3 separate regions of the Mus musculus genome follow, and all the other regions are linked to region 1. The links are chromatin loops, found by intact Hi-C in ENCODE. Cell type or tissue: heart. All regions are shown on one strand.

Region 1 (2,500 bases):
ATTTATTTACTTAATGTATGTGAGTATACTGTAGCTGTCTTTAGACACACTAGAAGAAGGCATCGGATCCCATTGCAGATGGTTGTGAGCCACCATGTGGTTGCTGGGAATTGAACTCAGGACCTCTGGAAGAGCATTCAGTAGTGCTCTTAACCTCTGAGCCATCTCTCCAGCCCGTTCCCATAGTTCTTAATTTATTCTATTTTATGGTCCAAATTTTCAGAGAAACAAGAAACAGTGATGTCACCTGTCCTTTTCCTTTGGTTGAAACCCTTGTGATACTTCATCATGAAGTAAGGCAAGATGATGTTTTGTTCTCTTTTAGAGGGACAAACACATGCTTTTATTACCCTCTTTAAATCTCATTAAAATTATTAGAAAAAATAACCCAGAACTAAAACTGAGATGATGATGATGATGATGATGATGATGATGATGATGTGTGTGTGTGTGTGTGTGTGTGTGTGTGTGTGTGATCTGAGTGAGATTTTAGTACAATAAACATGTTCTGGCTCCTGAGTGAGGAGCAGGCTGACTGGGTTATATGTTCTGGTAGGAATATCCTGTGGTACTTGTTTCTCTTCAGCTTGTGGGTGGCAATTCCCCAATTTAGAGATTTGTTAAAATATGGGGAAATACTCCACAAAGCCTAGTAGAAACAGACCATGAATGTGGAGAAATCTGCATACACCACACCAGGTTTCTTCTACAGGGTGAATGTTAATAGGCAACATCCTTCATGAAGACCTCTACAGCCTTTAATTTTTGCTTCTCTTTTATCACAAACGATCTCATTGTCAAATAGTGAAAAAACAGTTGCAAATATGAACAGAATGTGTAGTTAATAGCGAATGTGTAGCCCCCTCCCCCCAAAAAATCTCCATAGCTTTAGCATTGGTTCATTTGGATGTATAAAGTTTGGATATAGCAAATGTTTTACTGACTTCCTTAAACCAGCTCCATGATGTTTTTGTTTGTGAATTAATTAGAATAAAGAGACTTTTTAAAATAAAAAATTAAAATAACGCAAATGAGATTATTAGCTTCTAGCTGGAAAGGATTCTGACTCTTAATTACAGCCATAAAAATCCCCAATGCTTGGTTTCTTCTGTGAGGGCCTTGTCAGGGCAGCGGTGGGGAAGCTTTGCTGTTGAGGGCAGGAAGGAGAAGGGCAGGGAAGCCACAGGAAGCCTGAGCCACATCTCCTGGCCCCTCCCCTGAGCAACGCTGCGTGTTGTTGCAGTACTGTACTGTTCGACTGCGCAATCATAGTTAACATTCTTCTTCCAGGCACATTGAAAACGTTTGGCTTGCATTCTCCTCGAGCTGTTTTATAAGGGCAATAACCAAGGCCAGGGTGTGCTCTTGTCAGCAGGCAAAGCACGCAGTGCAGGCTGCCAAGAGTTTCCTGCTCCGGGGCCACCCATCCTTGGCTACAGGATGCAGGGCTGGAGCTTAAAGTAGCTTGCGTGGAGCCTGTGCTGGGACTTTCTGTTCTCACAGATCATGCTTGAGATTCCATCCTTCAGCTCTGCAGCCCTGATCAGTGGAGTCTGCTGTGTTTGTGCTTGTTTGGGAGTAGTTCTGAACACATGTCAAAGCAGCCGTCTAAGGCTTAGCTGGGAAAATGGTCTTTGAAGGCTAGCAAGCTGCATTTTCCTCCTGCTAATTCAAGCTCAGAGTTCCCACGAGTCAGCTGCTGGGGAAGTGGGCATTCCCTTCATCTACTCCCTGTGAACTAATTTCTGGAATGGGCTGACAGTGCACATGCCAAGTGGAAGGTTCTAATACTGTTGCCCCACCCCATTTGAAGTCCACCTTGGCAATGGGCAGATGGCTTTTGCGTGTTATTTATTGCCAGGGTCTGTGAAGGGGAGAGTCCCCAGGAGATCGCTGAAGCTGTTTTTGCAGGATTTCCTTTGATTGGAAGCTGTTGGCTGTGCTTTCTGCAGCTGGCTCTGTCACAAAGCAGAGGGCTCAACGCATCCCCCATGAGACAACTGCCATGCCAGCACCAAGGAGGTGCTGGCTGTGAAGTGCCTTGGACGAGAAGATGAGGTGCTGTTGCTGTTGCCTTCATCAGTAAGGAGGCAGCTTAGCCTTGGGAGGAGCGGAAAGAGCGTTGGCGCACATCTGAGAGGTTTACATTGGAATGTCAGTTCTTCTGTTAACTGAAAGCATGACCTTGACCTAAAGTGTTTTCATTTATAAAATAGCAATTGGTAACTAAAAGATTCATCCTGAAACTCATGGCAGAGAACCAATAGGATAAAACATGCATACTTTCTCTCCTTTCTTCTGAGTTCCAAAGCCACCCTGAGCATTCTAAAGCAGGATGGATGACGTCTATAAACTCTCTGTATCTTCTCCACTTATTCAACACTCATCTGGTTGTCATCCAACAGACTGAAAAATTAGAAAAATAAATAAATATACTCTTGTGCATTTAAAAATGTAGATAGTGTATTAGCTGCTAAGGATAAAGAAATGTACGTTGAAG
Region 2 (2,500 bases), 600 kb after region 1:
TCAGACCTACTCTACAGTAGATAGTTCTTTCAATGGCTAAGGAGAAGCCTATTGGAAATCTGCTTGGATAAACAAACCCGCATTGAGTCCAGAGGTAATCATTAATGTTTCAAGGGCTAACTCACTGGATGCCCTTTTCCCTCTGATGGCTTCCAAGCACCCCTGATGATGGGTTTCGGGAGATAAACTTTCCAGTCAGCAGACTCCAATTGAGAAGACAATGGATTGGAGATGCAGAGATTAACAGGAGTTTGGGTGATGAACGATTACTCCTATCTGGTCTGTGTGAAATGAAAGGAGCTTGCAGCATCCCCAGATAGGAGTTGTTTGGGTTTCAGGCCCATAATACCCTCCCTCTCTCCACAAAGGATTAGACCCTCTCTGAACAAAGCTAGAACAGAATCGTGTGGGTCGGCCAGACTCTGGGCCTTGACCTTGCTCTGCTGTTTCTGGTCACGTGCCACTTGTTTGGGATTTTGTTTTTCTGTGTTCTTCCGAAGGGCGACTTTCCCAGCGTCAAGAGCCTTTTCAAAGTCACAAGCGAATCATCCCTTAGTTCTTCCAGGCCGCTTTGGCAGGCTTTCTCTACCTTCCCCAAACAGGACCAAGCTCCTATATAAAATTCATAAAATTCTTGGCAGGAAAGAAACCCTCCCATTGGAATGAACAGATGTTGGGCGAGTAACTTTGCCATGATGAGTTGTTCCTAATACTGTAGGTCTAAAACGTGTGAGGATGTTAGCTTGTATTTTAATGAATGTCAACAAGTTCTGGGCAGTTCTTCCATCGCTATCTGTGGCACACACATAACAATCACACACCTGAATTTCTACAGAGTCCTTGGGGATTGGAAAGCTATGAAAAAGCGAAAATGGAAATCCAACGTGCATGCTGATGTATTATTATAAGCTAACTCTCAGAAACACCTTTCCTCTCTGCCCAGCACCTGGATGGTCTACGTGCTTCTCCTGAGGCAATTAGCTTTGGGGGAATCAGCAGAGACGACCAGGGTCCCCACCCCGGAGACTGGAGTGTCAGTTGCCTGGGCTTCTGCTGGCTGCAATGCAAGCCCAGAACCAGCCTATCCACTTTGGGATTCAAAGTCGGAAATAGGGTTCCCTGTGGGGTGGGATGCGGTGCGAGCCGCTCCGCTACAGCTGGCGGAGGAGACTTGGGACTGGACTGGAAAGCGGCGCATGCGCGACCCAGTGAGCATCGGGCTCCGCCTGGAGTCCCCGCTGAGGGCAGTTCTCGCTCTGCCGGAGCGCACCAACGTATTCCAGGTCCCCTGCCACGCCCGGAAGAACTCCTTAGCGTCCCTGTTCCTCTCCAAGAGGAGGTGGAATGGAAGATCGTAGGGTGTGGCTGGCGGAAGAGCCGATCGCCCAGAGTCCGCGACGCTCTTGGGCGGCCCCGGTGCCCGGGAGGCCTGAGGGCTTGAGCTGGAGGCGGGTGCGGCGCGGTCTGCAGCGCCTCCCGCCGGTCCTCTTGCAGTAACGCGGCCGCAGGAGGGAGAGCCTAGACCCAAGCCCTAGACTGACTCTTGTACGGGATTTCTCATTTTGACTCTCATCAGTACTTGGTTTGGGGCTCCTGAAACTTGATTCCCAGGCCTCTTCTTGGCGGATGAATACTGGGAGGTCGTACGATCATTTCAGAGAAGGAGTGGGTGGGCTGCAGACGAGGACAGGGTTCTGGGTTTGTTTCTTATCGTTTTGGTACCAAGGATTAAAGACAGGATTTTGTGCATGCTACGTAGGTCTTGGACAGCAGAGCTACAACCCCCCTCATTTACCTTCCCACAGAGAAGAAATCCGACTGCCCAGGTGGGATACTGTCACCTGTGGCTGTAAACTCAACTGTCTTCTCTCTGAACTTCATTTCCTCGTTGCAAAATAGTAATGATCTTATCTGCTTCCCAAGTAAGAAATGCAAAGCCCCTAGCTGTGACATCAGCTGTCAGGGCCCAAGAGCAACAGTACTACACACACACACACACACACACACACACACACACACACACACACACACACACAAAACAGGTGCAAAGAGAGACTTTACTCCTCACACAGTCAACCAGCAGATCCAGGGTCCTTTTTTGACAACACATAGCAGATGCTCAGCGGTCTATAGATCTTTGCCTGTGGCAGTCATGTTTGCTCACTCAGGCAGCTTGCAATGCAGAAAACTAGGTTTTTAAGTGGAGTTGGGGCGGTGGCTTATATGCTGCAGCTCCTGTAATAAGGTCAGAGTACAACTTAATTTTCCCCATTTCTTTCCTTATTTAGTGTGTGTGTGTCATCTCAGACAACGTGTGCTACTGTGTTCTCAGACACTTAAGAGGGAAGAAAGTACCCACTAAGCCACATCTCAGCCCATGTAGGAAGCTCGGACTACTGGGACCATGTGCTCTCATTTCTCCTTAACACCTCTCCCACACACATCTCACATTCTTTCTGAAGTGATCGTGTTAGAAAGTGTTAGTGTACACAGACTTACC
Region 3 (2,500 bases), 580 kb after region 1:
TCAGCGACGCTCTGCTCCCGTCCTTCTCCACGTTCGCGTCCGGCCCGGCGGGAAGGGAGAAGACACTGCGTCCAGCAGGTGCCCCGACTAACGTGAGTGTCGCGCTAGTGCCCTGTAGATTTCTGCAGATGGGGTGGGGTGTATGGGCGGAATCCGGGGGTCACCAAGAGTCCTTGGTTAGGACAAGGATTGCCCTCCATTGGAACTCTACAGCCTTCCGAGGTGGCTCCTCGGCCCTTGAGTCGGCCTTAAGTGCGTGTGGTCCCGGCACTGCGGTACCGCCAGGGGCGCACAGCGGTTCCCCACTAGTCTTCGGGCGTCCGGACCGTGGGGTGGGCGCACTCAGTCCACTATATTTTAGGTGGACAAGTCTCGAGACCCTTTGGGCCGGAGTGATCGTAGCGCGTGGGCGACCCGGTGGCTATGGTGCATGGGGAGAAAGCCACCGTGTCCCAGTGTCCCAATTCCGTGGGCGGCTGGAGCGTCCCGCGGATCTGGCGGGGAAGAGGACTGGGCTGGTGGAGCGACGGCACTAGCTTGCAGGAGAACGAACGCGCCACCTCTTACCTTGGTGTTAGCTGAGATTGCAGTGTGGCCCCTGGAGTCCCCGAGGCTGCCTTCCTGTTCTGTCCAGTTCCTATAGCAGGGTGTTGGTGTGCTTCACCCAACAAGTCAATATTAGGGGTGGCAACAGGGTGCTACAATTAACAGTTTCTCTCTCCCTCCCTGTTCTTGCAGCGTTGGCGTGAGGAACTCTCTCACATGAAGCGACTTCCCCCACTTCCCGGCCGCCCCTACGACCTGGCGGCGACGGTGGCCACAGACCTGGAGAGTGGCGGAGCTGGTGCAGCTTGCAGCAGTAACAACCCGGCCCTCCTAGCCCGGAGGGAGACCGAGGAGTTCAACGACCTCCTGGACCTAGACTTTATCCTTTCCAACTCGCTAACCCACCAGGAATCGGTGGCCGCCACCGTGACCACCTCGGCGTCAGCTTCATCCTCGTCTTCCCCGGCGAGCAGCGGCCCTGCCAGCGCGCCCTCCACCTGCAGCTTCAGCTATCCGATCCGGGCCGGGGGTGACCCGGGCGTGGCTGCCAGCAACACAGGTGGAGGGCTCCTCTACAGCCGAGAATCTGCGCCACCTCCCACGGCCCCCTTCAACCTGGCGGACATCAATGACGTGAGCCCCTCGGGCGGCTTCGTGGCTGAGCTCCTGCGGCCGGAGTTGGACCCAGTATACATTCCGCCACAGCAGCCTCAGCCGCCAGGTGGCGGGCTGATGGGCAAGTTTGTGCTGAAGGCGTCTCTGACCACCCCTGGCAGCGAGTACAGCAGCCCTTCGGTCATCAGTGTTAGCAAAGGAAGCCCAGACGGCAGCCACCCCGTGGTAGTGGCGCCCTACAGCGGTGGCCCGCCGCGCATGTGCCCCAAGATTAAGCAAGAGGCGGTCCCGTCCTGCACGGTCAGCCGGTCCCTAGAGGCCCATTTGAGCGCTGGACCCCAGCTCAGCAACGGCCACCGGCCCAACACACACGACTTCCCCCTGGGGCGGCAGCTCCCCACCAGGACTACCCCTACACTGAGTCCCGAGGAACTGCTGAACAGCAGGGACTGTCACCCTGGCCTGCCTCTTCCCCCAGGATTCCATCCCCATCCGGGGCCCAACTACCCTCCTTTCCTGCCAGACCAGATGCAGTCACAAGTCCCCTCTCTCCATTATCAAGGTTAGTGGGGGGAAGGGACTGGCTGGTAGAGATGGCGCTGGGAGCTTTGTTTCTGGGGATCTTGAGACTATCCAGATTGAAGTTGACCCCACTTTCTTTACCCCCCCCCCTCCCAGAGCTCATGCCACCGGGTTCCTGCCTGCCAGAGGAGCCCAAGCCAAAGAGGGGAAGAAGGTCGTGGCCCCGGAAAAGAACAGCCACCCACACTTGTGACTATGCAGGCTGTGGCAAAACCTATACCAAGAGTTCTCATCTCAAGGCACACCTGCGAACTCACACAGGTAAGGGAACCAGCACTGTGGAGGAGGGTTGGTGCCTGTCTGCTCCGTAGGCTGGCTGTGGGCTCCTTAGGGCTTTCTTGGGTGCTGGGGTGTATCTCTTCTCCATCTCCTGGATCACAGAGGAGGGCAGCAAACAGGCGCCTATGGTTTTGCCCAGAAGCCTTTTGCTTGATGGATGCTATCTGCTGCCTGAATGTGCAGTTTCTCATTGGGCCTTTAAAAGATAGGGAGTTTCCTGTGTGTGCCTGCCCCTCCTAGCCTGGTAATCAAGAAGTTATACTTTGCAATGCAAAACTGTGGCGGTATCTTTAAAAGAAAAGTTTTAAATTTTCTAGATTATTTTCATTGTTGTCTCCTCCTCCTCTTAGATCTACCTACCCTTGACTCTATTCTGGTCTTTAGAATAATTAGATCGTATTTACGTTTGAAGAATTTAATGGTTCCCATTGCAGGGATTCTGGTGTAAAACTGTCCCTGCAAGCTGGGTAGGGTGACA

What was found. A loop is a pair of places that touch in the nucleus more often than their neighbours do. Peaks named below come from ENCODE experiments on the same cell type or tissue, not always from the same donor. Only the 100,000 strongest peaks of a DNase experiment are listed, where the experiment ranks them.
Region 2: it touches region 1 in a loop (2.8-fold over the local background); 3 of 42 quality-filtered maps call a loop at or near these places.
Region 3: a loop joins it to region 1, with 4 times the contacts of the local background. A loop is called at or near these places in 8 of 42 quality-filtered maps.

The regions. Positions count from the first base shown.
Region 1 is chr4:56,112,842-56,115,341 of GRCm38, reverse strand. No RefSeq gene overlaps it. Among named protein-coding and RNA genes, the nearest start is that of Gm12519, 110 kb to the right of the region's middle. In heart, a CTCF peak has its summit at 1,344; DNase peaks (open chromatin) are centred at 1,371 and 1,891; H3K4me3 peaks cover 452 bases; H3K27ac peaks cover 1,225 bases.
Region 2 is chr4:55,513,813-55,516,312 of GRCm38, reverse strand. No RefSeq gene overlaps it. Among named protein-coding and RNA genes, the nearest start is that of Klf4, 17 kb to the left of the region's middle. In heart, no CTCF peak of the experiment used is centred here; a DNase peak (open chromatin) is centred at 1,302; H3K4me3 peaks cover 1,123 bases; H3K27ac peaks cover 652 bases; H3K27me3 peaks cover 706 bases.
Region 3 is chr4:55,529,222-55,531,721 of GRCm38, reverse strand. Klf4 (Kruppel-like factor 4 (gut)) reads left to right here. Exons shown (of 5, transcript NM_010637.3): 2 at 1-92; 3 at 739-1,723; 4 at 1,840-2,004. Among named protein-coding and RNA genes, the nearest start is that of Klf4, 2.0 kb to the left of the region's middle. In heart, CTCF peaks have their summits at 277 and 1,292 (motif pointing right); DNase peaks (open chromatin) are centred at 361, 661 and 1,311; H3K4me3 peaks cover 2,198 bases; H3K27ac peaks cover 2,039 bases.